Linked DNA regions of Homo sapiens: regions 2 and 3 are each linked to region 1. Evidence: chromatin loops called from intact Hi-C (ENCODE). Cell type or tissue: IMR-90. All regions are shown on one strand. Links, peaks and the distances in the headings refer to the core of each region. The heading gives the core; the rest is flanking DNA.

Region 1 (10,147 bases), core at 1,696-6,695:
AAAAAAAAAAAAGAAAGAAAGAAATTTGATTCCCAATGTGGCAGTGTTGGGAGGTGGGGCCTAGTGGGAGGTGTTTGGGTCATGGGGGTGGATTTCTCATGAATGGATTAATGCTCTCCCAGGAACCCATTCTCACACTTGCAGGAATGAGTTAGCTTTCCAGAGAGTGGGTTGTTAAGAGTCTAGCTTCCTTGGTTTTTCTCCCTTGCTTTCTCTCTTGCCTTATGATCTTTGCACACTCCCATTCCCCTTCCTCTTTCCACCATGAGTGGAAGCAGCCTGAGACCTTCACCAGATGCAGCTACCCAATCTTGAACCTTCCGGCCACCAGAATCCTGAGCCAAATAAACCTCTTGATAAATTACCCAGCCTAATTCTGTTATAGCAACACAAAACAGACCAAGACCTGTAGTAAATGAAAAATATGGAATAAAAAGGCAGAAATAAGTACTTATAATGAATTATAATAAATAAAAATTAATTAAATTCAATTAAAAAACAGACTTTCAGATTGAATTAAACAGATCCAATAATAAGATTATCTCAAAGAGAAATTTAAATCAAAAAGACAGGCCAGGTGCTCATGCCTGTAATCCCAGCACTTTGGGAGGCCAAGGCAGGTAGATCACTTGAGCCCAGGAATTCAAGACTAGCCTGGAAACATGCAAAACTTCGTCTCTACAAAAGAATGCAAAAATTACCCAGCAGTGGTGGTACTTACCTGTAGTTCCAGCTACTTGGGAGGCTGGGGTGGAAAGATTGCTTGACCCTGGGAGGCAGAGGTTGCAGTGAGCTGAGATTGCGCCACTGCACTCCAGCCTGGGCAACAGAGTGGGACCCTGTCTCAAAAAAAAATAAATAAATAAAGACAAAAACAAATAAAAATTGAGCTGGGCATGGTCGCTTACAACTGTAATTCCAATTTATCAATTTCTGAAAAGCATGTGTTAAAATCTTTTAACCTGATGTATCTATTCCTGCAATTTTTTCAGGTGCTTCTTGCTCTATCATTCATCAGTGTGTAACACCCTTCTTTTTCCCTTATTATATATTTTTTCCCTTATATTCTACATTGTCAAATACTAAGATTCTTCCTCGATTCTTTTTTTTTTTTTTTCTTGAGACAGGGTCTAGCTATGTCGCCCAGGCTGGAGTGCAGTGGCGCAATCTCAGCTCACTGCAACCTCCACCTCCGGGTTCAGGAGACTCTCATGCCTCAGTAACCCCAGTAGCTGGGATTACAGGCATGCGCCACCACACTTGGCTAATTTTTGTATTTTTAGTAGAAACAGGGTTTTGCCATATTGGCCAGGCTGGTCTCAAACTCCTGGCCTCATGTGATCTGCCCATCAGCCTCCCAATGTGCTGGGATTACAGGTGTGAGCCACCGCACCCAGCCTCTTCCCCCTTTCTTTTGGGTCACTTTTTTATTATTATTATTTGAGATGCAGTCTCACTCTGGTGACGTGAACCTGTAGTCCCAGCTACTCGGGGGGCTGTCTAGCCTGGGCCACAGAGTGAGACTCTCTCTCAAAAAAAAAGAAAGAAACTCTGTAAGCATGAAGCCATCTAAAATGTTCAGTGAACTATTCAAGGAGTGGCCACACAATGTTGTGTGTTTGACATATAGTACCTGTTTTAGCCGGGCATGGTGGCTCACGCCTGTAATCCCAGCACTTTCGGAGGCTGAGGTGGGTGGATCACCTGAGGTCAGGAGCTCAAGACCAGCCTGGCCAACACGGTGAAACCCCATTTCTACTAAAAATACAAAATGAGCTGGGCGTGGTGGCGGGCGCCTGTAATCCCAGCTCCTCAGGAGACTGAGGTAGGAGAATCGCTTGAACCCAGGAGGCAGAGGTCGCAGTAAGCCGAGATTGCACCATTGCACTCCAGCCTGGGCAACCAGAGCGAAACTCTGTCCCCGCCAAAAAAAGACATACAGTACCTGTTTTAGACGGGTGAATGGGGCGGGGATGGCAGCAAGAGGGAGAGTGTGTCTGGGTGATCCAAGAGCACAATAATCACTGCAAAGGTTACTAATAATGGCAACACATACAGTGCTTATGATATGAAGCACTATTCTTAGTGCAAGAACAGTGCACAATAGTGCAAGACAGGCACAATTCTTTTCATCCCTGTATTGCTAATTTTCAGAGGAATGAAAGCCAAAATGAGATTTATTTGAAACTGAAGATAATTCCTACTCACCAAGCCATCTCCTACCTGAAAAAACATAACACACAGGGTGATATTGACAGAAAACAAATAAGTCACCTTCAAGGGTCCAATAACTAGTTTTACCAGAGGTAATTTTTTTCTTTCTTTTTTTTTTCTCCCCTTTTTGTGGAGAACAGGGTCTTACTGTATTGCCCAGGCAGGTCTCGAACTCCTGGGCTCAAGCCATCCTCCTGGCTCTGCCTCCCTAAGAGCTAGGATCACAGGCGTGAGCCACCGTGCCCAGCTACCAGTGGTAAATTTTACTAACTCCTTCACTGTATTTCTTGAGACAGAGTCTCACTCTGTCACCCAGGCTGGAGTGCAGTGGTGTGATCTCGGCTCACTACAACCTCTGTCTCCCTGGTTTGAGCAATTCTCCTGCCTCAGCCTCCTGAGTAGCTGGGACTACAGGCGCGTGCCACCCCGCCCGGCTAATTTTTTTTTTTTTTTTTTGTATTTTTGGTAGAGACAGGGTTTCACCATGTTGGCCAGGCTGGTCTCAAACTCCTGACCTCAAGTAATCCACCCGCCTTGCCCTCCCAAAGTGCTGGGATTACAGGCCTGAACCACCACGCCCAGCCTGGTTCACTTTTTTCTAGTACTTTTTCCATCTTTTCTTTTCCTTTTTTTTTTTTTTTTTTTGAGGCAGGGTATCAGTCTGTCTCCCAGGCTGGAGTGCAGTGGTGTGATCATGGCTCACTGCAGCCTCGACCTCCCAGGCTCAAGCAATCCTCCCACCTCAGCCTCCCGAGTAGCTGGGACTACAGGCACACACCACCACACCCAGCAAATTTTTGTAAGTTTTTGTAGAGAAGAGGTTTCGCCATGTTGCCCAGGCTGGTCTCAAATTCCTGGGCTAAAGCAGTCTTCTCACCTCAGCCTCCCAAAGTGCTAGGATTACGTGTGTGAGCCACCATGGCCAGCCTTCATTTTTTCTTTGTCTATTTTGGGTTTTTTTGAGAGAGTCTCACTCTGTTGCTCAGGCTAAAGTGCAATGGCATGATCATAGCTCACTACAGCCTTGACCTCTTGGGCTCAAGCAACCCTCACACCTCAGCCACCTGAGTAGCTGGGACTACAGGTATGTACGCCCATGCCCAGCTAATTTGTGTAATCTTTGTAGAGATGGGGTCTCACTTTATTGTCCAGGCAGGTCTTGAACTCCTGAGCTCAGGTGTTCCTCCAGCTTCAGCCTCCCAAAGTGCTGGTATTACAGGTGTGAGCCACCATGCCCAGCCTGAAAATTTCAGTAATATAATAAACTGGGCTGAGTGCGGTGGCTCACGCCTATAATACCAACACTTTGGGAGGCCGAGCAGTGTGGATTGTTTGGGGTCAGGAGTTTGAGACCAGCCTGGCCAACATGGCACCACTGCACTCCAGCCTGGTGACAGAACAAGACTTTGATTCAAAAACAACAACAAAAAAGAAAACAGGATGTTTAGCCGGGTGCGGTGGCTCATGCCTGTAATCCCAGCCCTTTGGGAGGCCGAGGTGGGTGGATCACCTGAGTTCGGGAGTTCGAGATGAGCCTGACCAACATGGAGAAACCCCGTCTCTACTAAAAAAAACCCCGTTTCTACTAAACGGGGTTTTAGTAGAAACCCCGTCTCTACTAAAAATAGAAAAAAAAAAAATAGCCAGGCAGTAGTGGTGCATGTCTGTAATCCCAGCTACTCGGGAGGCTGAGGAAGGAGAATTGCTTGAACCCGGGAGGCAGAGGTTGCAATGAGCCAAGATTGCACCACTGCACTCCAGTCTGGGTGACAGAGTGAGACCTGTCTCAAAAAATAAATAAACTCAAGCTATGAGGGGGGTGTGTGTGTGTGTGTGTGTGTGTGTGTGTTTATTGGTTTTCTTAATTTTTTTTTTTTTGCAAAGTTAAATAAAAGTGTCATCCTTGTGCAGAGGCCATGCTAATCTCTGCATCATTCCAGTTTTAGTATATGTGCTGCCAAAGCGAGCATTCTGTATATGTGTGTATAAATATTTTATATATATAATATGTATATGTATAATTAGCACAAAATAATTAGTACAATGTCTAATTTAATATTCTTTGGCCTTTAGTTTACTAAGAGAGTACTTTCATCAATTATTGGTTATAAATTAATACAGTAAATCCTATTGTAATTATAATTGTAATTGTAATTATAACTGAGATCCAAATAAATCAGTCATATGAAATGGAAGGTTACAATTTCTTGCAGGGTTAACAACAAAATGACCATTGTGGGTCAGTCTAGCTAGCTGTGAGGAATTTGGGAGCTAACTGCCCTATCTAAATTCATGCCAGGTCAGGCACAGCAGTTCAGGCTTGTAATCTCAGCACTTTGGGAGGCTGAGGCGGGTGGATCGCTTGAGCCCAGGGGTCTAAGACCAGCCTGGGCAGCATAACAATACCCTGTCTCTACCAAAAAATTTTTAAATAAATCAAAAATAAATTCATGCCAGACTCAGTTGTGATTTGATGCCACCTGGTGGTGGTGGTCGGCCCCAAGTTAAATATTAATGGGGACAATTTTTTTTTTTTTGGAGACGGAATTTCACTCTTGTTACCCAACCTGGAGTGCAATGGCGTGATCCCGGCTCACTGCAACCTCCACCTCCCAGGTTCAAGCGATTCTTCTGCCTCAGCCTCCCAAGTAGCTGGGATTACAGGCACGCACCACCAAGCTTGGCTAATTTTGTGGGGTTTTTTTAGTAGAGACAGGGTTTCTCCATGTTGGTCAGGCTAGTCTCAAACTCCCGAACTCAGGTGATCTACCCACCTCGGCCTCCCAAAGGGCTGGGATTACAGGCATGAGCCACCGCACCTGGCTAAACATCCTGTTTTCTTTGTTGTTGTTTTTGAATCAGAGTCTTGTTCTGTCACCAGGCTGGAGTGCAGTGGTGCGATCTCGGCTCACTGCAACCTCCGCCTACCCAGTTCAAGCGATTCTTCTGTCTCAGCCTCCAGAGTAGCTAGGACTACAGGCACACACCACCATGCCCAGGTAATTTTGTATTTTTAGTAGCGACAGGGTTTCACCATATTGGCCAGGCTGGTCTTGAACTCCTGACCTTGTGATCTGCTCTCCTCGGCCTCCCAAACTGCTGAGATTATAGGTGTGAGCCACCATGCCCGGCCTACTGGGGACAATTCTGAGTGCAGAAGCTGCAGGATAACATTAGCGATTTGGGAAATGTCCCAGTTAGTTGGCCAGATTCAGCTGGGAGAATAATTAGGACGAGATTTACCCCTCACCTCTTCTCTCTCTGAAACAAGTTCACATGCCTTTTCCCTATCTTTATGGCCTTGGCCTCCTCTCTAAGACCTCCCTCTACCTGCCCTGTTTAGGGGCTAGGCAGGGAATGGGAGCCAGCTGTCAATTCTGCATCATATCTAAAATTATATTTTTGGCCGGGCACGGTGGCTCACGCCTGTAATCCCAGCACTTTGGGAGGCCAAGGGGGGCAGATCACCTGAGGTTAGGAGTTCAAGACCAGCTTGGCCAAAATGGTGAAACCTGTCTCTACTAAAAAAACAAAAATTAGCTAGGCATGGTGCTGGGCACCTGCAGTCCCAGCTACTGGGGAGGCTGATGCAGGAGAATCACTTGAACCCAGGAGGCGGAGGTTATAGGGAGCCGAGATTGCACCACTGCTCTCCAGTCTGGCGACAGAGCAAGACTCCATCTCAAAAGAAAAAAAACAAATTTTATTTTTGGCCGGGTACAGTAGCTCATGCGTGTAATCCCAGCACTTTGAAAGGCCAAGGTAGGGGTATCACTTGAACCCAGGAGTTTGAGACCAGCCTGGGCAACATAGTGAGACTGTCTCTACAAAAAATCAAAAAATTAGCCAGGCATGGCGGTGTGTGCCTATAGTCCCAGCTACTCAGGAGGCTGAGGTGGGAGTATCATTTGAGCCCAGGAGGTGAAGCTGTAGTGAGCCATGATCACACCACCATACTCCAGCCTGGGTGACAGAGCAAGACACGGTCTCAAAAATAAATAAATAAAATGAAATCATATTTTTGATGAGGGCATTATCATGGGGTTTTATTGTGCTTATCAAGGAGCTCTTGAATGCTTAGAATATAGTAGCACTGTATTTTTTATTTTAGAGCTTTTGTGTACTCCATTTGTTTTGGTTGGCTATAAGAAGCCATTATTGGGCCGAGCACAGTGGCCAACACTTTGAAAGGCCAAGTTGGGCGGATCATTTGAGGGCAGGGGTTCAAGACCAGCCTGGCCAACATGATGAAACCCCGTCTCTACTAAAAATACAAAAATTAGCTGGGCATGGTGGCACGCTCCTGTAGTCCCAGCTACTCAGGAGGCTGAGGCAGGAGGAACACTTAAGCCCAGGAGACAGAGATTGCAGTGAGCCAAGATTACGCCACTGCACTCCAGTCTGGGCGACAGAGCAAGACTCTGTCTAAAAAAAAAAAAAAAAAAAAAGCCATTGTTAGGCTAAGACTAATTGAAATTCAAGCAGAAAAAAAAAAAAGGTAAACATGCAAAGGTGAGAAATCCATCCAGAGGCTGTTTACCCTATTGCATCAATGCCATGAAATTTTATTTTATTTTATTTATTTTTTTTTGAGATGGAGTCTCTCTCTGTCGCCCAGGCTGGAGTGCAGTGGCATGATCCCGGCTCACTGCAAGCTCCGCCTCCCAGGTTCACACCATTCTCCTGCCTCAGCCTCCCGAGTAGCTGAGACTAATAGGCGCCTGCCACCACACCTGGCTAATTTTTTATATGTTTTTAGTAGAGACGGGGTTTCACCATGTTAGCCAGGATGGTCTTGATCTCCTGACCTCGTGATCTGCCCACCTTGGCCTCCCAAAGTGCTGGGATTACAGGCGTGAGTCACCGTGCCCGGCAATGCCATGAAATTTTAAATTAACAGTTGCCTCTTGTGGATGATCTCTTGTTACCCAGCAGGATCAGAACTCTTCGTTTGTTTTATTCCTTGTTAAATTCTTTGCTGTGTTAAGGCAGTTTCTCCTTCTTTGCATATACAAACATGTGACCCTGCTCTAGTATATTAGGCATTGCCCCTGAACAGCTTAAAACTGGGCTTCTTGGAAGCCATGTGGGGGTATAAGACTGTAGAGGGCAATGGTCAGTTACTGGTTATGTTTCTGTCCCTATCCCTCTTCCTGGCATCTTCCCAATTCCGAGTTACCACTGTATTACTGAGTCCGAGATAAGCAGTCTGAGAGACCAGCATTTGCGGCCAGCAGCAGAGCTCCAGTTCTTGGATCAGGGTCTTCTTGGTTTGTGGCTGCCAGTGGTCACATTTGTCTTCGATGAAATAGTCAAGCACCAGGCTGATTGCCAGGTTTCAGAAGATGTGTGGCTCAGACTGGAAGAAGGCCTCAATCTGTTCACCACCTGTCTCTCTGGCCTTACCTGTTACTTCTCCCTCTAACTACAGTGCTCTCTGTTTTTCACTCAGAAGGGCTATTTATAGGTTTCCAAATATGGCCTGCAGTTTCCTGCCTCAGCTGCTGCCCGCAATTTTCCCTGCCCAGAGTGCCCTTCGCCCAGCCTTCATGGGTCAGAATCCTGCTCAGCCCCTCCTCCATGGAATCTTCCTGATCTCTTTGAGCTCCTTGCTCCCCCGCACTCTGGGCCTCTCCTTTCTGCTTTACATCACAGTTTCCGGGGCTCACGATTGATTCCTCGGTTAGATGATAGTTCTATGAGGACAGGGACCTTGCTTATCCATTTCTTAGTCCCCAAAGGACTCAAGGCTTTCAATCAGAGGTGCTCAATTCTTTGTTTGTTTATTTGTTTGTTTGAGACTGAGTTTCACTCTGTCACCAGGCTGGAGTTCAGGGATGCGATCTCGGCTCACTGCAACTTCTGCCTCCCAGGTTCAAACAATTCTCCTGCCTCAGCCTCCTGAGTAGCTGGGACTACAGGAGCACGCCACCATGCCCGGCTAATTTTTGTATTTTCAGTAGAGACAGGGTTTCACCATGTTGGCCAGCATGGTCTCGATCTCTTGACCTCGTGATCTGCCTGCCTTGGCCTCCCAAAGTGCTGGGATTACAGGCATGAGCCACTGCACCCAACCCTGTGGTTTTTTTTTTTTTTTTTTTTTGTAGCTACAATGACTAAACATTTTTAATTTTGGAAGCTTTTTTCACATTAAAGCTACCCAAGCCATCTTCCAAAGAGGTCTCATCTTCTCCTGCCAGCTGCATGAATTCTCAGCCCTATATTTAGGTACTAAGTGGTCTTGCTCACCTCTCTCTACTGCTGATATGAGCCGAATTCCATCACTGCAAAAATTATCTCAGAACATAGGCATTGGGAAAGCACATTCACTTATTCCAGCCTAGAGTAGAGAACTCTTTGATACCTGAAGTAATTTACTTACTTATCTAATGTCAAGTCCTAATAAATGCAGCTTCCATAAGTATAACATTTACTTACTGAAAGCTAGGATCATAATATGCCGGAAGAATTTACAGGCTATAGATGCTGCACTTTTTATGTGTCTTAATTGTTTTAATATTAAATGTTATTAAATCATTGGCTATCAACTTGGATGTAATATATTTTGTTATATATGCCATTTGAAAACTTTGTTATCTCCACAAAGAGAATTCAGGAAATACCAAATGTTTGAGTCTTAGAGGAGTAAAACATATGTGCCATGTCTGTCCCAATACTCGCTATGAGTTTCACCACACATATGCCACTGGTTTCTGCTGATTCTATTACTTTCTTCTAAAAAATGGTTTTCATTTTATTAGGGGAAAGGAACCCAAATCTTCTGTCATTTCTAATGTAAAATATTCAGAGGGAAGAAGTAGGTAAATGTGGGTTATTGGTTATTGAATTCCTCTGTCCCCCTTCCCTCAAACTCACACACTCGGGTTGCACAGGGCAATTATTCCTGTTTGCTCCATGCTGATTATATAGGTCAAGGGGGTAATAAGGTCGTTTATTTGAAGGATTTTCATCTGGTGGATTTCTAATATTCTTGCCCCACTCCTGACCACCTAAGTCAGTATCACACTGAGACCAGCATCTCTCTCCCACCACCAAAGAAAATGATGAAACAAAGGTAATTTGAGCCTGAACTTTCTGCTCCTAAATTTATCATCTTCCCAGAGCATAGGGGTTGTGTTGCTTTAGTCCTTCAAATCAGCAATGGCTCAGTAATAACTAGTATCATATGTTTATTATTAACTCGGCAGATAAACCTTCAAGGTGCTAAACTCCTTTTGGTGTATTAAATGTATAACATTTTTTTCAAAAACCTTATTATTCAATTCAGAAATTGCCCCTGGCAGAATCAATAAACAAGGTACTATACTAGTAAAAGTGAACATTCTAATATATTATTAAGACAGTGGCGACCTGGTGTGGTGGCTCATGCCTGTAATCCCAGCACTTCGGGAGACTTAGGCAGAAGGATTGCTTGAGCCCAGGAATTTGAGGCTACAAGTGAGCTATAATCACTCCAGTATGGATGACAGAGACCCTCACCATTAAGAAATATAAAATATAAAAAGGGAAGATGCTGTGTTACATACATATATTTTACTGTAAAAATTGAATATTTGATTATTTGGCTGAATTGGGATTTCCTTACTACAATATTTTCGTAAATAATCTCAGATCAAATATGTTCAGTAAGTATGTGGGGCAGGATAATCTTTTTTTTTTTTTTTTTGAGATGGAGTTTTGCTCTTGTTGCTCAGGCTGGAATGCAATGGCGTGATCTTGGCTCACTCCAACCTCCGCCTCCCGGTTTCAAGCAATTCTCCTGCTTCAGCCTCCCAAGTAGCTGGGATTACAGGTGTGAGCCACCACGCCTGGCCTGAGGTATTAATCTATACTTTTGTTCTGGTATTTTCCCCTTTCCCTTTCCTGCCTCTGACCAGATACTTCCAATCTGTTTATTTTCTTAGTGAAGAGA
Region 2 (10,147 bases), core at 2,845-7,844, 520 kb before region 1:
GGGCCACGGTGCGTCCCTCCAGTGAGCCGGGCAAGGTGGGAAGACTGTTCAGCACAGTGCCAGAAGTGGCCTCTGTCCATTTAAACATGGGTCATGGAAGCCCAAGGGAGAAGCAATTAATTGCCCCTCAGGGATTCAAGTTTGGCTTCGTGGAGGGGTGGCATGTAAACTGATCCTTGAAGGAGATGGCTTATTAGTTTTTAAAATAAATAATGACAATGAGGGCTTTCCGGGGGCTGTGCATGTGCTCAGGAGATGAGAGGCAAATAAGACACAATCCCCATCCTCAAGGACTTTGCAGACTGGTAAAGCGCACAGACAGATGAGCGGCTGGAAAAGCTGAGTATGATCTGCATCAGGGCAGAGGTCAGCACAGAGGGGGCGCCTGCCCCAGCAGGGGAGGGGAGGAGCTGGTCCATGCAGCTTCCCAGGGAAGACCTCATCTGAGCAGCTGGGCTGCAGAAATTGCCCAGGGAAGAGGAAGGAAAGACATACCATGTGCAAGGCACAGGAGGGAGAGAGAGCAGGGGCATAGGAACAAGTTCCTAGTTCTAGGCAGGTGTTATGTTGGCAAGGCTGGTGACAGGGAGTGGGAGTGGACTCGGCTGGGAGGCAGCAAAAGCCAGAGTTGGGAGGGCTTTGCATGTTATACCCTGCCCTTGACTTTGACTTCGTAGGCTACAGGGAACCACTGAAAACCTGCAAGGAGGTATTACATGTCTCAGGGAGGGTCCCTATTGAAGCTGTTAAAGGAGGCTAAGCATCTGGCCCTTGGGGTACACGGGGTGGCTGAGGAGGGGAAGGACTTCGCCAGAGTCTTCAGTGCCTATGTACCTGAGCCTCAGTCTGGTCTTTTGTTGTGCCATCTGGGCGGCATGGCCTGGTACTTACAGGTCTACTTGTGGCTCAAGGTGCCCATCCCTTATCAGGGGAGCACCTACCTGCAGGGGAGGGCAGCTTTGCAAAGTTATGAATCCAGGCTCCAAACGTGTGATTACATAAACCCTGGAAAACATTGACAGAGTGTCCTAGTGAGACCAAGAAGTGGTCCATCTTTTCCACAGCCCTATCCTCCCATCAAGTATAAACCACTAGGGCAGGGACTGTGAGTTTTCTTCCTCTCTGGCCTCCCCTCAGCATCAGGCATGGGGCTTTGTGTTCTGCGGGGGGTTGATAACCACCAAGGAAAATCCCGCCTGACTCATTTTTCAGAAAGCAGAATGTCCTCTGCAAGTCCCCGCATCCAGTAAGGTGAGGCGTGCACTCACCATTAACATGCAATCTTCTGGCTTGGTTTAAAATGAGGACCACTTTTGAATAAAACTGAATCACTACCACACATTTACAGGAAGTCGAAGACTCTTCATGAAGATGTCAACAGTTTTTCTCCACACTGGAGGTAGGGGCTGGGTACTGGTGCCAAGCCTCCTGGGCTTGAATCCCATTCGGCAACTCACTAGCCCTGTGACCTTGGGTGATTACTAAACTGCTGAGCTCCAGGTTCTTTGTATTTATAATAAAGAGAAAATAAAGGCCCTTCCCATAGGGAAGGTTATTGTGAAGATTAAATGAGACTAATGTGCAAACGCTCGACACGTATTCACACTTACATACATTATTGTTTCTATTTCTCTTTATATATGGTTTTGATATCCCAAGAGAATTGTGCATTCAGACAGCAGTAAGATCGTGAGAAGGAAGAGGAGGAAAAGGGGTGCTGATGGCTTATGAGATGCCACAGAATCTTTCTATGCTGGAACAAAGGTACCTTTTGTTTCCAGAAGGGTCAAAATGTTTGCTTGACAATCTTGGACTACAGACAAAAGCAAAATCAATATCCTGGATGACTGTCTCCATGGCCAAGACCAGATGAATAATGCTATCAGGACAACCACAGCCGGGTGCCTCGGCCGCTGGCACGTCCTTGGCTGGGCTTGCCTCGGCAGAGTTCAGACGGAGTCACCGCCATAAATATAACTCTGCACCAGGAAGCCTCCAAGATTCTCTCGGGCTCCATGGGAGAAGAAAATCAGGTCTCCGGAATCCACAGGATGATCACTTCAAGGGAGCTGCTCGTGGTGCCTCAGATTTTAATGAACATTCATTTTTTTGAGAAGCTAAATCAACTAAGTGCGAGACTCTGAACAGGTCGAGTTGCTTTTCTAGGCTTCTGTTTTTTCATATGTAGAACAAGAGAACTGAACTAGATTTACAATGACTAGAACTAGATATTAGCATACTTTCCACCTTAGGAACTTTCTGATATTTAACTCAGGTATCAAAGAGCCAAACGGACCCACCCCATTCACATAAGGCTGAAATAAAAGTCTCTCTAGTCAGTGGGGTGAGATGGTGTGTGGATGTGAGTGGAACCCGTGGAGCATGTTTGCCTCCATTTGATGGTGCTTCTTGAACCTCAGGCCTGAACCCTTGGAGCCAAAAAAGATCAGGACTTGAAGAGCACTTGGAAGGGACACCACACCTGGGTCTACAGCCTAAACACTCACTTCCCATGCACTGTGTGCTGTCAGTGATGGGCATGGTTAGGAAGCAGGCCCTGGAACGGACGGAGTGGGCTCTTGTCTGCAGACAAGCGTGGTCTAGCAGGTCAGGAAGAGACAGTGCCATCCCAGTAGCTTACCATCTTTTAAAACTCCTTAGTTCTATTTTTTAAAATGTTTCCCAGGGGGAGAAAAATGAACACCTCTGTAATAAAACAAAAAACAAAAAACAAAAAAAAACAGTAGTCATAATAATGAGAAAAGCCAAATAAGCACATGTAAGTGCATTTTTTTTCTTCGAGATTTATTTTTTGTTTGATGAATCTGACACCAGTCAGGGAGAGGAGAATGTTGTGACCCAGCAGAAAAATATGGCCCCAGAGGAGGGGCGGCTTCTTCCTGCCTGGGTGGGTTTGGTGCTGGGGTTGATTTGTTATTATTTTTTAATTTGTTGCTGGAAGGTTTTCTTTTGTTTACTTTTATAAATCTCTCCCCGGGCTTGCGAGCTTCCCCTCCCTCCCGCCTCCCCTTCCCCTGCCCCCAAATTTCATTTTTAAAAAGCGAGCTTGCTCGCCAGGTGTGTCCCCCAAGCTCTCACAGCTCTAATAAATAAGGAGCACCTGTAAAACAGTAGCTTGACTTGTGAAGTGACTCTGTACAAAGGAGAATCTAGAAATACAGTATGTACACCGCATCCTTGGGCCGTGGTGCTTCAAGGCTGGCGCCACACCGTCCTGGCCCTGCCCACCCGCAACTCGCCACCCCTCCTGCTGAGGCTCCGCGGCCTTGTGGGGCGGGGGCACCTGGACCCCTCCAGAGGGAACAATTGCTTTATTTGAGTTAGTAAACAGATACACTGAATCACAAGGTGATTTGATTTTTTTTTTTTTTAGTTTTCTTCCTTTTTTGATTTTTTTCTTAATTTTTTCTCTTCTTTTCTTTTTCTTTTTTTTTCTGTACTCATCAGAATGGGATACTCCACAACTGTCTCACCAACTCAGTGCCAGTACACATGCTCTAGAGGACTTCTGGACTCGCAGCTACAACTGTACAAGTGCACACAAGTGAATCTACCCTGTTATCCTCCACCCACTGATTGAGGATCGAATTGCACATTTCTCTTAACCATGACAGGAGAAAGCAAACAGTGAAACAGAATCATGGGTGATCTTTCTCACTTTCCCTCTTGTTTTCATTGGTTTGTCCATACCATTCTAATTATCATGAAAGGGCTCTGCATATAGAGAGATTGTCTCACTGACTTCCTGGATCACCGAAAACCATCAGGGTTGAAATTTCATCTGAGTCTTTCCTGACGCCCAGCAAATATTCCCCCTCGGATTATTTTACACCTTGAGGGCATTTTGGTCTTCAGTTCAACACTCTTGCTCTGTTCCCAAATGGGGCGCTATTTAGGGGAATTTAAAGAGAAAGCTGAGAAGAATAAACATTTACCGAGTTCTCTTGGCATTCAGTCTCTGAAAAACCACAGTATAAACTATTCATGCTGCTTCTTACATCTGTCAAATCGAAAATTAAAAGCCATAAAAGTGTAACACTGAAAATATGGCATCAAAAAGGATAAAGGTGGCCTTTGTAAAAATAACAAGAAAAGTATATTAGCCAATAAAATATTCTAACTCTTCATTTAAAAGTGCATCCCGGGCAGGACAGAGATGACTCTGAAGCATTGGGCCTCCAGGACCACCCCTCTCCGCCATCAAAACGTGAACAATATAGGTCCAAAACCGTACAATGCAAATCACAATTCTTAGTGTAGCAGCAAAACCACAGCAGTTTTTAAAAAGATTAAAAAAAGATTTTTTGTGTTCCAATCCATATCATCTTCCAGCCTCAGTCGCTGAGCCTTGAAGATGGGGCGGGGAGAATACCTACATTGGTCCTTGTGGCTTGTCGGTATTTCGTTTTTTTTAAAAGCCAGGGGTGAAATCCCTAAGTTCCTCTGGGGAGAAGCAGAGATGGTGGCAGCAGGAAGGCTGGGCCTGCTTGGTGGGTCCAAGATGCGCGGGCTTCTCTGGGCTAGAGGCCATCGAGGGAGGGCTGCTTCCTCTGAGATGCTTAATGACAGGAAGCGGCTTTATTTGCTTGAGTTTTAGCCAGAGGGGGTGGTGAGCTGACCAGCTGGTGTCATTGGATGGCGTGACATGGTTTGCTCTGCGCCCTCTCTCCATGAGCGTACCCTGTGAGTGAACGTTCCTGGAAAAAGAGCAGAAGGGGCTGTCAGAATCCACTGGACCGATCCCCCTCCCTCCGCCCAGCTGGGGAGAACCCAGGCATGAGTCAGACAGCAGCACACTCTCCAGCCGCCAGGGCAGACCTAGGATGAGCCCCAGAACCGCTGCAGCACAGCGTGATTTCAACAGGAGTTTCATTCACGGTCTGCTCAGGTCAGCCCTGCCAGCTTTGTGTGAGGAAATGAAACTCAAGTCGCTTTTTGGAATACCATAATGAGTAGGGTACACCACGCCCTCACCCAAAGACCACAGCATCCTTTGCAACCCAGCAACCCTCCCCCTCCACATGACTGCATGCTTAACCAGCAGGAGGCTTTTTTTTTTTTTTGAGACAGGGTCTCGCTCTGTTGCCCAAGCTGGAGTGCAGTGGTGCAACTGGCTCACTGCAATCTCTGCCTCCCAGTTTCAAGTGATTCTCCTGCCTCAGCCTCCCAAAGTGCTGGGATTACAGGCATGAACCACCGCATCCAGCCCCAGCAGGAGGTCTTTTGAGTCACCCAAGGTCACTCCAAAGCCAGGCAAGGTCACGGAGGACCCTGGAGCTCCTGACCTCACTCCTGTAACCCCATGTCTCAGCTCTGGTATTTGCTGAAAAGAGGGCCAATAGATTCACTTTTTGGCAAGTGGAAAATTACCATGGACACATATACCTATCTTCAGAAGTTTCCCACAAAGGCAACTAAGCTGGAAGAAATGCTTGCTTTTCTCCGTGTGTGGGTCTTGCCTGTAAAAGGTGAGCCATTCACATCTCTTCACATCCAAAACAAACAGTAGCACTGGACTGGAAGAAAATAAATCAACCAAGAGCCTTGGGGTCCCAGGGCAGAGGCTCTGAACAGGATTTTCCACCAGGAAAGTCAGTTTCTGGGGAATGCTCATCCCAACATTCACCGAGATATGAGGCTCTGCCTCTTGATACCTGCAGCCTTCTTTCATTTGCCGCCAGTCACTTGGTTTGAAATAGAGCTTCCTGAGGCCACTCAGTCAGTTCTGGGAGCAGCCACTTAGAAGTCTGCCAACTGCATGGTAAAGCCCCAGAGGTCAGGGGCTTGTCTGTTTTGCTCGTGTCTCTACACCCAACTCGTAGCTCAGAGTCTGGCCCGCTGTGGGCGCTCGACACACTTTGATCACATGAGTGGGTCAGGCGCCTCTCTTCTGCCATGCCCCAAAACAGCACCTTTTCTTCCTGCCAATAAATGAGGCTGTCAGAAATGTGAATGGGTAAAATTTGGCTAAGGTGAGGTGGTGACAGAGGACTTGTAAACATCTTTACAACTGTTGAGATTATTCTTAGAACAATGAACAAATAACTTCAGAGAGGTGATAGAATGTAGGACTTGAAGGGACCCCAGAGATAATACAGTACCATTTCCTCATTTTATAGTGAAGAAATGGAGCCACAAAGAGACCTGGAAGCTTGCTTGGAGTGTTTATAACATGAATTTAGCAAGAGCAAGAGGAGGTCAAATGCCCATTGGGAGGACTAAGTGGAAGCTTGTGCTTTGAACCCTGCTATCTAAATCCTGGTGTTAATGGCAACAATAATCAGCAGCAGCCAAAAACAAGGTTTGAAAGTTTCACTGTGCACGACAGGAAATGCCTGAGTTCCCCCAATCACATTAAATCACCAGATCTGTGTGTACTTAATATGTATATTAAATAACCAAAGTGAAAATGCAAAACACCACAAATATGTAATGGGGGTGGAATTACAAGGCCATGGAAACCTTTTCATTTGGCATGGTCAGATTTGGAAATGTGGATATTTATTTCTGAATAAAGAGCTCACATTTGACTTACTTTCTTTCTTTCTTTCTTTCTTTCTCTTTCTTTCTTTCTTTCTTTCTTTCTTTCTTTCTTTCTTTCTTTCTTTCTTTCTTTTCTTTCTTTCTCAAGAATAAGTGACAATGGAGAGAGGGGATACAAAAATAAAAGCACCAAGAGCCACTATCAAATGTGAGGCCACAAAAATTGAGGAGCTGCAGAGATGACAAGTGGATCCAAAGACACCGGGGTCACTTCTTCTGGGAACAATTCTTTTGCATTTAGCAAGCACAGCCTGGAAGTTGCTATGGAGGGAGGGAAGCCATCCCCACCTCTGGGCCTGGAACCAAGAGTGACTGAATCTTGTAGTTAGAGGGGGCCTCCTTCTTTCTTTAAAAGGGAGGAGGGAGAATGTTTAACATTTTCCTCCAGTAAACTGGGAAACACCGCCATTTTGAATTGCTTACTTAGGGATGCTGCAACTGCTTTTTTAATAATGTAGCTTTTTTCTTTAATGCAATCACTATTTAAAAAAATGAATGTTTCTCCAGTAAGTTTCTTTATATTCAAATCACCTTTGGACAAAGACCAAACACGGACAGCATCAGCCTACTTAAAGAAAATTTCCAGGCTTTCACAAGAGACTCGGTAAAACGGGATTATAATAAGAGCCATTCTGGAACCTTAACTACAGCATTTGCCATCCCAAACACTATAATAATCATTATTATTCTCTGGTATCTATTATTGTCTGGTAAATAATATGTGTTTTCCCCCAAAGTTCTGAAGGGTGCAGCTGCACCACACTCTATTTTTCGCAGCCCTAGTCCTGCTGCTCTGAAAAGCTTGCTCACACGAAGCTTATTTTAAGAGAATGGTAAAGTAGACAATTTGTGCTGTTTCCTTCCCTCTCACCACATACTTGCTGTGTCTGGGACACCCACAAAGGCCAGATGGTGGCAGTACAAGTCCCTCTCTGCTGATAACATTTGAGGAGGGGGCGGTATTGAAGGCATCCTCATTTGTCCTTCTGGCTCTGGCTGGTTCAGGGCAGCCCCCTTGTTGGTGACACAGGAAAAGACTCTGGAATCGATGAAAATGAAGAACCAAGCTTGGGCTTCACTTTTCTGATATTTATTGGTATGGAAGGTATGAAATCCAACAGAGTGGGGAGGAAATAAGTTTGGATTTTTAGAAAGTGATCATGGCAGGAAGTTCCAGAGTCTGGAGCTGGTTCTGTTTTGTCCTTGCCAAGCAGAAGAATCTTACGAAAAAACTGTCCTCCATGTCTAAATGTCTTCATCTGTGCAAAGGGGAAATTACTACAATAAGCGAAACAGAGACCCGAGTTACAGTACAAATGCCTCTGACTGGCTATGTGACCTTGGACCTGTTTCTCAGCCACCCTCCCCCAGAGCCTCGATTCTTCTACTATGTTCCTCAGTCACCCTCCCTCAGAGCCTTGATTCCTCTTCCATGTTCCTCACCCACCCTCCCTCAGAGCCTCAATTCCTCTTCCATGTTCCTCAGTCACCCTCCCCCAGAGCCTTGATTCTTCTACTGTTCCTCAGCCACCCTCCCCTCAGAGCCCTGATTCCTCCTCCATGTTCCTCAGCCACCCTCCCTCAGAGCCCTGATTCCTCCTCCATGTTCCTCAGCCACCCTCCCCCAGAGCCTCGATTCTTCCACTGTGTTCCTCAGCCACCATCCCTCAGAGCCTCGATTCTTCCTCTGTGCAGTGGGGGCCTGGGTGAGCTTCAGTATTAAGTCTTCCATTTCTCACATGCTCAGATTGTGGAATCTTTCCACAAAATCCAGTATCAAATATGTAGAATTATAAACTTGAACAACTGAATATTAATCTGTTACCAGTATACAAGGAAGCCCATGAACTTCTGGACCCTGAACTCCAAAATTTCAGAAAGTCTCCTTCTCTCAGTACACACAAACATACACACACATCTATGGCAGAGGTTTGTGGAATACCCCTTAAAGCAGGGGATTCTGGGGAAGTGGCCACAATTGTACCTCACACTTGGGTTTTCCTCTGATTTGGGCATTTGTCTGAAGGCAGGATAACCCACCCCTGCTACATGAAGCATCAGACACACACAATTACATACAAATAAAAGCCCATTTCTTATGCTATATATGTATCATACATGTACTATGTATGTACCATACACACACGCTGGCACCACAAGGCATGGTCTCCATCGGGCATGTATGACCAGCTATCTTCAGAATTCCAGGCCTGCCTGCCCCTTTTGGCCAGAGGAATGAAATATTTCTCTTCATGGAATCGTAACTGCACACCAAATGCATTGAGAGACTCTCTGTTCACCTGGTGAGTCACTTTTCTGTTTTATCAGGGAAGCATGGCCAAGAATGTGATCTAGATACTCATCCACCTTTATAACACAAAATTTTCCAGAGAATTATAGATAGCAAAACTGTGTCTAAATACATTCTCTCAATGTTGATACTGTCAAAATATGGCCACTCTCACCTTTACTTCTTTGACCTTTATGGCCTAAGACTTTCACTGTTAGCATTCCATAAAACTTCCAGGCAACCACTCCCAAAAGTAAATGTGTGTTCAGAGAAAAATGTCTGTCTTATTCTACATCCCAACATTTCCAAACTAGCTCTTCTGTGGTGGCAGATTCCACTTCTACCAGGAAGCCTGCCTCTATTAATCTAACCCATTTTCTAAACTTGTATTATTTCCTTCCTCAAATACTTTTGTAATTAGCATAATCAAAATCCAGTAGGTCTGTCCTGTCTTCCTCATTTAGAAGGCAAGCTCCCCATGTCTGTCATATTTATCCCCAGGAGTCTAAAACCCTGTGGCATCAATTCTATGATGTGCAAGAAATGCCTGCTGCCAGCCAGCTTGCCTTTGTCCAATTACCCAGGCCCTACCAGAGATCCACTCACTCGGGCACGTCTGCCCATCACTTATCACAGTTAAATACAGCCATTACGTGCTGGCTGCGGCAACGCTGTTTATCTGGGACAATAACGAGTCCCTGAGGACTGGATTGCTCTCAGGTAGCCGCAGCTATTCTGGGACACTCACAAGGGTAGAGCCCTGCGGTCAATGAACAGAGCCGCCTGCACTAGCTGATAAACTCTGAGTGTGATGCCAGATAGTGGTCCCCACACCAAACCCATCCCAGGAAGGAAGGTTTTTACCAAAACACGATTCCTTCTCTCCTCCATCAACCATTGCTTCATGAAGAGTTTTTAAATGGCTTTTGCAGGATAGAAATTGTTCTCATTTTTGAAGAGGATGACATCTCTTTTCTTATAGCTCATTAACTGATGAAGATACGTGGGAGATACTGGAGGTTTGGTTCTAGACCACTGCAATAAAGTGAGCATTGCAATAAAGCAAGTCACATGCATTTTTTTGGAGGGTTTCCCAGTGCATATAAAAGTTATGTTTATACTATACTGTAGTCTATTAAATGTGCAGTAGCATTATGTCTAAAAAACAATTTACATTTCTTAATTTAAAATACTTTATTTGTAAAAAAAAAAAAATGCTAACAATCATCTGAGCCTTCAGCAAACCATAACCTTTTTGCTGGTGGAGAGTCTTGCCTTGATACTGACGGCTGC
Region 3 (10,147 bases), core at 3,150-8,149, 190 kb before region 1:
GAAAGCAGAGACATGGAGAGGGGTTGGAGCTGTTGCCCATAGCAAGCAGTTAAAAATTGGCTGAGCCAGACCTGAACCCACTGGGTCCTTTGATTTCATGCCTTTTTCTTGTTAGCATTTACCAATTTTTCTTCCAGAGCTTAAGTTGTAACTAGGTGTTCAGTGGGACAAAAGGTTCTGGGATCAAATAAGTGTGGGCATGCCAGGTTAAACAGAGTTAGAGAGATTCCTTCATTTGAGAATTCTTAGGAGTTAGGTACGGATTTATGTATCATGACTCTGAGATATTGTTTCCCAGTCATTTGACTACAGAACCCATTGGTCCCTGTCAGTAGTAGTACACCTTGTGGAAAGCGGCAAAAGTTTGGTAAATGTTTCTCTGTATCAGCATGCCTAACTTTGAATCCTAATGAGAACTCTGTGAGGCAGAAATAACAGTTTCAGGCTGGGCACGGTGGCTCACACCTGTAAACCCAGCACTTTGGGAGGCTGAGGTGGGTGGATCATTTGAGGTCAGGAGTTCGAGACCAGCCTGGCCAACGTGGTGAAACCCCATCTCTACTAAAATAAAAAAGAAAAGAAAAGAAAACAGTTTCACCAATGAGAAAACTGAGACTCAGGTGAAGTAACTTTCCGAGGTCCCACATTAAGTAGTCAAGTAGAGGAAGAAATATGTATATTGGTTATAAATTGTCTGGGTTCAAATCCTTGTTTCATCACTTACTAGCTGTGTGACCCCAGACAAGTTAGATAACCTCTCTGTGCCTCATGTCTATTAAGTGGATTAAATAAGTTAATACATCGAGAACCCTTAGAACAGTGCCTCATACATAGAATATGCTTCCAAATGTGGTTTATTATTGCCATTCCAGACCCCAGTCATGCTGCTTCATGGTCTTTATTAGATTTCCCACTCCTTCAGAGTAGGCACTTAGCTTTGTATACCTTTACAACTCACCAATGCCTTGGACATAGTATTCATTTAAATCTCTATCTGGATGACTGGATCTTCTGTATAACATAAGTGTTTTAGACTGACGCAAACATTTGAAACACATGTTTTACAGTGTAAGTCTTACAGAGTAGTTTAACATGGACGATGACTTAAAGGGATGGCAGTTTATTATGTCCTTTGCAACCTGTAGTTCAGGATGTGAGCTATAACCAGATTCTAAAGCATTCTTCATGAAACAATCTTAATTTTTAAGCTAGTTATTATGTGAAGCAATATAATATATTTAAAGAAGGAAAAGAAAAGTGTTGACCGGGCACCATGGCTCATGCCTGTAATCCCAGCACTTTGGGAGGCCGAGGCAGGTGGATCACAAGGTCAGGAGTTCAAGACCAGCCTGGCCAAGGCGGTGAAACCCTGTCTCTACTAAAAATACAAAAAAATTAGCTGGGCATGATGGTGGGCGCCTGTAATCCCTGCTATTCAGGAGACTGAGGCAGAGAATTGCTTGAACCTGGGAGGTGGAGGTTGCAGTGAGCCAGGTTCGTGCCACTGCACCCCAGCCTGCCTGGCCCTGTCCAGGGAAATTTTTTAAGTCTCATCAAAAGTTTATTTTATTTTTCCTTCATATTTCAACCAATTCCTTTTTCTACTACACTTTCTTTGCCCACCTCTGTTATCTGCAGCTTCAATTCTGGTATCTATAAGTCTTGAAGTTTTACTGATAGGTTTTAGACTCTCCTGAGTTTGTGTTACCCTTAACTCCATTTCCTCTAAGCAGCAGTGGGTAGAGAATATGCTGCTGCTGGGGACCCAGTGCAATGATGATGTTCCCACTGCTTCAGAATTGCAGCATAGGGACCTGCTGGACCACATCCAACTGCGAGACACACCTGCCAATCTGAGGAAAAAAACACTGAATTGAATTAAAGATCTGCAGTGTCCTGGGACACACATATTCATTTATAGAAGTGTAGCCACCTTCTTTTTACCCACCTTGCTCTGTCTCTAATCTGTTTGCTATAGAGATCAATTCAGGTACAAGTAGAATATGCAAGAATGAAAAAACATTAAATGAGTAATTGAATGAGAAGTAAAGTCATCGTTGGCATTTCTTCTTTTTAGATGGTCTATTTGCCAGGATACATAATGGATACTGACCAATTTTAAAGCATACCAATTCTATCTGTAAAACAACTACTTTTTTTTTTTTTTGAGACAGAGCCCTGCTCTGTCACCCAGAATGTAGTGCAATGGCATGATCTCGGCTCACTGCAACCTCCACCACCCAGGTTCAGATGATTCTCCTGCCTCAGCCTCCCAGGTAGCTGAGATTACAGGTCTGCACCACCACGCCTGGCTAATTTTTCTATTTTTAGTAGAGACAGGGTTTCACCGTGTTGGCCAGGGTGGTATTGAACTCCTAGCCTCAAGTGATCTGCCCTCCTTGGCCTCCCAAAGTGCTGGGATTACAGGCGGAGCCACTGCGCCCAGCCAAAACAACTATTTTTATCTTATTACCTATGTGACTTCTGGGTGGCAGGTGAGTTGGCGAATAAGAAGAAAATCATGACCGAACATTTTCTGTATTTATTTGTAATGCTGATAAGAGAAGACTGTGTCCTCTATGTGCTTTTAAACATAGTTCAGATGATTGGACTGGGTGCAGTGGCTTACGCCTGTAATCCCAATACTTTGGGAGGCCAAGATGGGCAGATCACTTGAGGTCAGGAGTTTGAGACCAGCCTGGCCAACATGGCAAAATCCCGTCTCTACTAAAATACAAGAAAAAAAAATTAGCCAGGCATGGTGGTACCTGCCTGTAAGTCCCAGCTACTCGGGAGGCTGAGGCAGGAAAATCACTTCAACCCGGGAGACGGAGGTTGCAGTGAGCCAAGATTGTGCCACTGCACTCCAGCCTGGGCAACAGAGCAAGACTCTGTCTCAAAAAAAAAAAAAAAAGAAAAAAGAAAAAACATAGTTCAGATAATTGTATTTTATCCGTATTACCTCAGCATTCAGCATGTTTCTAGCATATAGATAGCAATGACTATTTGATCATGGCTGAATAATTGTCACTAGTAGTGGTAGTATTTATCTCAGAGCAGGGAGGACTTTATGAAAAAGTTCCAAAACTTGACACTATAAATGAAAAGATTAACACATTTGCACAAAAAATAACTCTTCAGTGGAAAAAATTCCCATGAAGTCAAAAGACAAAGCCCAAATTACAAAAATGTTTACAACATACATGACCAAAAGCCAAGTTGTAACCTACAAATCAATTGAAAATCTTATAAATCGGGAAGAAGAAAATTACAACACAAACATGGACAAAAGACATGAACAGGTAGTTAGCTTAGAAACCCTATCCTGTAATTAGAATGAGGGCTTTGGAGTCCCTGGGCTGACCTGAACTTTTATCCTTTGGCCTCTTTGACCAGATCAAATATCCTGTGAAAATGCATAAACTACAAATAAAAATAATAAAGTATAAAAAAAATTATTTTTGTTAAAAAAAGCAGGAATGAAGTAAAATGCTATCTTTAGATTAGCTTTTTAAAATTTGCCATCTGTTCAAATGGACACCATCAATTTCTTCGCATTTGTGCTAATTCTTCACTCTACTCGGTGTATTCAATTGATTAAGGTTAAATTAATGATATGCAGGTAGTCCCTGGCTTACCATGATGCAACTTAAAATTTTCTGACTTTTAAATGGATTTATCAGGACATAACCCCATTGTAAGTCAAGAAACACCTGTACATACTGAGGTAATTGTTGGGCTTCAAGAACTTATCACAAAAATCATCATAAACATAACTATAAGTTAAATCTAGAAACATCTTAAAATCAAATTACAGATCTTAACATTACTTTCTCCTCTAAGTGAAAATTGGTTACGCTTAGTGTGGTGTTAGAGGAAGTGATAGAATATTTGGAGGCCTGTGTGAAATAATCTTAAGGAGAGAAGGGAGAATATAAAAAGCTGTGAAAGAGGCCGTTTTTTTTTCTATAAACCTTTACATTTAGGGAATTGCACTTGGTCTCAGCTGCAAATATTGTAGTTCATAATTTATCATTTTAATGTGGTACTAATTAGCATCTGACGACTTCTAATTATAGTAACAATAGGCTGTGACTATCTATCCATCCTCACCTTCATTCCACACATTAGAATTCGTCTAGCACTTCAAAATGCCAAACAAAATTAACAAACTGTATTTCCCTTGGGGACTGATCAAATCAAAAAACATCTTAAGAAATGAGGCTTAAGGCAGAACATGTTGATCATGTTATTTATTTAGGGTCAATTATATAAACATGAAATAGGTAATATTCAAATATGTAGCATTTTAAAAATCAGTTATGGTTTTGTTTTGTTTTTAAGATAACATGTGAATGCAAACAAAGAGTCTGGAAGGAACCTTACTCACCTGCTAATAACAGTGGTTGAAGAAAGAAGGGGTTGGAGAGGTTTGGAAACAGATATAAGGGAATGGTCTAAAGGTGACTTTATTTGTAGTATTTCAGTTTTTTAATAACCTATTCATGTTATTTTGTATAACTAAATTTAAAAATGAAAAAGTTATATTTCATACTTGTAAAGCAATAAAAGCCTATTTAAGAAACGTATCTTTTTGTACTACAAGAACCTTAAAAATGAGGAGCGCTTATTGACAGTGATTTTAAATGATTATGCAGAATAATTGAATTTAGTGTAGGCTTTTGGAAATAATTTCCTAAAGATATCTCAGCTCCTTTTCAGATAAATCTCAAGAGATGAAAGCATGTGCAATTTGATTACATATTCCTATTGATTGTATTCTACTTACAACAGTAAATGTAAACTCCAGATACAAATCTAGTAATATTACTAATTCATTACAACCAGTACTTATTTTCTTCATTAAGTTTTTATTGTTATGTTCAACTTGCACAGCATGCACAAATGCAGCAATTATATGTTGAGAAAGAAAAGGGAAGGCTCTTTATGTTTAACATACTGTACGTCAGAAGTCATTACTTCACCAGAGCTTTTGGAAAAACACAAAATAGGATCAGCTTCTTACAAAACAGTATAATTAACCACAAAAAGTAGGTGGGCTTACCTACTAATCTACTCAGCTGAGTTAGTTTATTGCATGTAAATAACATGATATAGATTAGCCTGCCTAATCTATCACAGCAAAACACAAGCTGCATAAATTGTTTTTGTTAATAGTAAAAAATTTTAAAATCCTTTCCTTAAAGAAGGGCTGTATGTTGACTGGTAAGTAGCCAAAGTTAAAGGCACTGTCCAGTGACTAATTCTACATTTTAAACAGTGCTTAATTTTGGGCATTCATCATGTGATAGAAGTTGTGCAAATCACTTAAAATATTAATTTTATTGGCAGAGTCAGCTTAGTAGCTTCATGACTTAATGGTGATCCTTTGAACTCATACGGAAGGCATCTCAGTGGTAAACAGTGTGTCATAATAAAGGCATAGATGAAGGGCCAGAGATCTGGGTTCTTGTCTCAATTCTGCAATTGATTAGCTATTTGACCTTAAGTAAGTTACTTAATCACTCTTTGAAATTACTCATCTGTACAGCAGGGGCAATGATGGGCTTCAAACCAGGAGCTTAACTAACAGGGTACACATCTAGATAGGTTCAACTATCCTGTGGTCCAGAATAAGTCACCCTGACCACCTCCTGTCTCTGCAAGGCACAGCACTGGACACTGAAAGACACTGAATATTTCTTATGAATAAGAAATAGTCTTTGACCTCAAATGAGTAGGTAAGGAAACAATGTATGCATCTAGAGTCTTCCTGACACTTGCTATTGATGTAATTTCCTTTCTAAAACTCTTTTGCTGGAACTTAACTACTAGAGCTATTTCCACAGTCACCATTGGGTTCACAATCCACCCATGTCCACTGATAAACCCTTTGTTTAACTAAAGGTAGGTAGTCTTTAACACCCCTCACATAAGATGATAGGTGAGAGCTGACATCTGTAGGTGGCTTAGTGCCTAAGAAATGTCTTCCTCACTGTGCTCTTGGACTTTCCTTCTCACTCCTGAAAGTGGGTGGTGTTGATAATAGAGGCAAAGAGGGCAGATTCTCTGATTGGTTATCTCTAATCCTGGCATCCTCCCTCTCTATAGTTACTGGAATCTTAAGTCTCCCTTTTCTGTTGTTAAGATTTCCCTCATTCCCTCCTCTTCTCAAGGTTTTTGTTTTTTGTTTTTTGAGACAGGGTCTCCCTCTGTTGCCCAGGCTGGAGTGCAGTGGAACGATAATGGCTCACTGCAGCCTCAATGTCCCGGGCTCAAATGAGTAGCTGAGACTACAGGTGCATGTACCATGCCTGGCTAATGTTTTTGTATTTTTTGTAGAGAGGTGTTTTTGCCATGGTGCCCAGGCCTGTCTCAGACTCCTGGGCTCAAGTGAGCCACCCACCTGGCTCTCCAAAGTGCTGGGATTACAGGCATGAGCCACCACACCCGGCCTCAAGTTTTTTTGTTGTTGTTGTTTTGTTTGTTTGCTTTTTCTTTTGAGATAGTCTCACTCTGTCACCCAGGCTGGAGTACAGTGGCCCGATCACAGCTCACTGCAACCTCCACCTCCCAGGCTCAAGTGATTCTCATGCCTCAGCCTCTCAAGTAACTGGGATTACAGGTGTGCGCCTTCATGCCCGGCTATTTTTTTGTATTTTTAGTGGAAACGGGATTTCACTGTTGGTCAGGCTGGGCTCAAACTCCTGGCCTCAAGTGATCCACCTGCCTTGGCCTCCCAAAGTGCTGGGATTACATACATGAGCCACCACACCTGGCCTGGCCTCAAGTTTTTAAGTGGAGTAAAACATCCTTAACTCTTCAATTGCATTCCCTACAGGATTAGATACAAATTCCTTAACACAGCAACAGGCAATTCCTAACAGCCCTAGAGTGGATGTGAGGAAGATAAAAGCATGATTAATGTTTTTCTTTGTCATCAAGAAAAGGGTATGTGCAAGAGTGTAGGTTGATCTAATATGATTGTTTAGGCCCCATCAGGTAGGAAGTGAGGTTGAGGGAGCCCAAAACTAGAGAGAAAGTAGTGATCAAGGGACTGGAGATCATGATGAATCAGTTTGCAGGGGTGGAAGTGGTAATGCAATGAAAGAGCAGAAAAGACAGTAGGTTTTAGATGGAAAGTTGGATATCCAAGTGGAGATTTCAAAAGTGGAACAGTTCTGATTGGTTATGTTCAGTTGTGCCTTAAAGTGGGTTTCACAGAATACAGTGGAGGTGGTTGAATTGAGTATATTGAAAAACTGTAGGGTGGGCAATTCACATGATTGAAGTCAACCAGAACAACAGAACTGAGACTTCAATAAATGTAGAGGCACAGAGAAGAGGAGTGATGGCAGAAGTAGAGCTGGTTTCAAAGGAACAGTGGTTTTCACCAAAATGAGGAAATAAGGGGAGCACTGAGCACTGGTCCCACCTCTCAGCTCCTCAGTTTGTGGCTTGTAGAAGTTAGGCATATCTGCTCATGAACATATAGGATTTGGACACTCCGGGAAAAGCCGTGGTGTATTTAGAGCTAGAACATAGAAGAAAGGTTCTGTGAAATCTTAAAACACTTAACACATTGTTTGTAATGACTGTTTTGTAAATACTGATTTATGTATGTTTTCTTACTAAACAGTACCTTCTAGAAGTCAGGGTTTGTGTCTTAATCATCTTCCAACCTATCACCTCTCCCTCCACTGAGGCCTCTATTACATTTTGTACCTTTGAGGCACTTCTCGTCTATTTTATAGTAATCTGCATATTTATCTTGTCCCTCTGCTAGATTTGTTCCTTTGCTCATTCATTCATTCATTCAACAAACATTTATTGAACACCTGCTGTGTGCAAAGCTAACTATAATAAATATAGAAATATAATTATTACTATAGCTAACACATATAGAGTTTTCTATAAGTCTGCTACTGTTCCATATTCTTTATATATATTAGTGCATTTATTTAACATTTAACATTGGTTAAGAAATTGCTTTTCTTGGTAAACAGGCTTAAAGAAATTTAATAACGTGCTCAAGTTTATAGTGTAAGAAAATCACAGAGTTGAGTTTCAAATCCCATTTGACCATAGAATTCATGCTCTTTCCATTACTGTAGACAACCTATGAAGTAGGGTGCCTTACATATACTTTCTTAGTCATCTTGACATCCTCAGTATAGTGGACAGACATCAGGTTATAAACTTTTTCTTTGACCTCCAAAGCCCCAGCACTATGGTGGGCACTCAAGTGCTCCATGTATTATTGTTGATTTATTGAGACAAAATTTTCTTAGGGGGTTGAATGTGGATTTTGGTGGGGCTCTATATAATTTAAAAATAAAAACGTTTATGTTTGCAGGCCATTATCTCTATTACTGCATGTTTCCTTTCACACATTTATTCTTTATATGTTGTGAAACACAGATATTTATATATTTTCTTTGACACAAGAACCTTTTTTTAAAATAGACTTGTGCCCTAAGCAGATATTCTGTCTAATGGGCTTTCCCTATAGACAAAGAGTAAAGTGTATTTCATTTGTCATTAGTCCTGAAATGTCAGTGCTGCAAATTTTGTTATTTTTGGAAACCATTACATTCATACTCATTAGAGACAACATTTCAAGGAAATACTTGAATGATTATGCACCTACAAGATTTTCTCTTGTCCATGAGTAATTTGTATCCTGTAATAATATGGAGCTTCTATTACTCTATTATAATTACTTACATATTTGTTGCAAATAATGATGTAATGGATTTTTTTGAGGCTGTACGTGAGAACCAACAAACTGCGACGCAAAACAAGTTTCCACCCCTTTTTTCCAAAGCTATAGTTAATCACTTGAACACTATCCAATATAGTAGAAAGCTGGCAGACTTTTCTTTGCAGCAGGCTATGTAAAAATGTTTATAATTTACAGCTTATTATGCCATGCAAACGACTGTGTTCCCAATGAAGGCGAGTGAGAAAATATGGCTGTTAAATTACTTAACTCCTCTTTGTTACTTGTTTTCTGGCAACAGTGGAAGGATACTTTGCACTTAAAATGCATTTCTGTATTTAATTTTATACCATTCAACTCAGAACTTTAAAAAATAGGGATTTGCTTTTTTATCTCTCTCTATAGATAGACCAGACCAATTTAAATTTAACAAAAACAGTAAGCTGAAAAATCAGAATTGTCAGGGAATGAAAATGTAATAATACAAAATTATTAGGGTTTAATTCAATTTAGGGCTTTAACTTTGCAAAACCTTTGTTACTGACACGTCTGCAACGGTTTATAGGCAGCTTGTTATTTTCAAAGGTACTTTATGCAAACTTTGTTTTATATTGTCTGCAGCGCTTTGGCTGAAAGTTGATCTTCCTCAAAAACAATTAGAGGGGTAGGCAAGGTAACTTGGACCTCTCTGTTATCTGTTGAATATATTCATCCATTTTAGGTCTTTCCTTAGCATTTTCTAATTTTATCAATGCCCTTATTAAATTCATAAGGCCCCTAACGTCAGGTACCACGTTGTCTTTTGTGGTTGCCATTCTTTCTGTGCCTGGTATACTACTACAAGTTTATAGTCAATCAGAACACCCCAGATCATGACCTCTATTTGCGTGGGAACGTAGCAAAAGCTGGTTTTTAGGTACTGTACCTTCAATGAAGGAAGTTCTGAGGAAGGCAAGTAAAAACACTACAGCTGGTGTTTAAAAGTTTATATAGTGTGTTTTCCTTCTAATTCTTCAGCTTTAAATGTGGGGAGTAGGGGAAACTTTCTATTTGGTTTACACTCCCTGAAGGTATAAGAGAAGAAACATTTATATTTAAATATTTAAAACATTCAAAAAACATGTTTAATTTTTCCACTTTCCGATTTTAGAATTAATTTAGAAACCAGGGACTCTGTAGTACTTGACCAGTTCTTAGTAATTGCACATTCTTTTTTCCATAGCACAAATAATCAGATACTGAGTGTGTGTGTAGTGTGTGTGTGTGTGTATGTGTGTGTGTGTGTGTGTATATATATATATTTTCTTTTTTAACATAGTCTCACTCTGTCACCCAGGCTGGAGTGCAATGGCACAATCTCGGCTCACTGCAACCTCTGTCTCCTGGGTTCAAGTGATTCTCCTGCCTCAGCCTCCCAAGTAGCTG

Evidence for each region. Peaks named below come from ENCODE experiments on the same cell type or tissue, not always from the same donor. Only the 100,000 strongest peaks of a DNase experiment are listed, where the experiment ranks them.
Region 2: a loop joins it to region 1, with 5 times the contacts of the local background. A loop is called at or near these places in 4 of 110 quality-filtered maps.
Region 3: a loop joins it to region 1, with 2.2 times the contacts of the local background. A loop is called at or near these places in 4 of 110 quality-filtered maps.

Annotation. Positions count from the first base shown.
Region 1 is chr6:107,127,108-107,137,254 of GRCh38, reverse strand. It overlaps the pseudogene RNU6-1299P. Among named protein-coding and RNA genes, the nearest start is that of BEND3, 17 kb to the right of the region's middle. RefSeq lists an enhancer at 7,438-7,527. In IMR-90, for the core only: a CTCF peak has its summit at 4,690 (motif pointing left); no DNase peak of the experiment used is centred there.
Region 2 is chr6:107,652,778-107,662,924 of GRCh38, reverse strand. SOBP (sine oculis binding protein homolog) reads right to left here. Exons shown (of 7, transcript NM_018013.4): 7 at 1,619-4,718. Among named protein-coding and RNA genes, the nearest start is that of SCML4, 170 kb to the left of the region's middle. RefSeq lists enhancers at 4,591-4,780, 4,242-4,818, 5,021-5,070, 4,819-5,396. In IMR-90, for the core only: a CTCF peak has its summit at 4,824; DNase peaks (open chromatin) are centred at 3,954 and 4,704; H3K4me3 peaks cover 728 bases; H3K27ac peaks cover 3,306 bases.
Region 3 is chr6:107,318,872-107,329,018 of GRCh38, reverse strand. All of the region lies in intron 2 of PDSS2 (decaprenyl diphosphate synthase subunit 2), which reads left to right. Among named protein-coding and RNA genes, the nearest start is that of PDSS2, 140 kb to the left of the region's middle. In IMR-90, for the core only: no CTCF peak of the experiment used is centred there; a DNase peak (open chromatin) is centred at 5,388.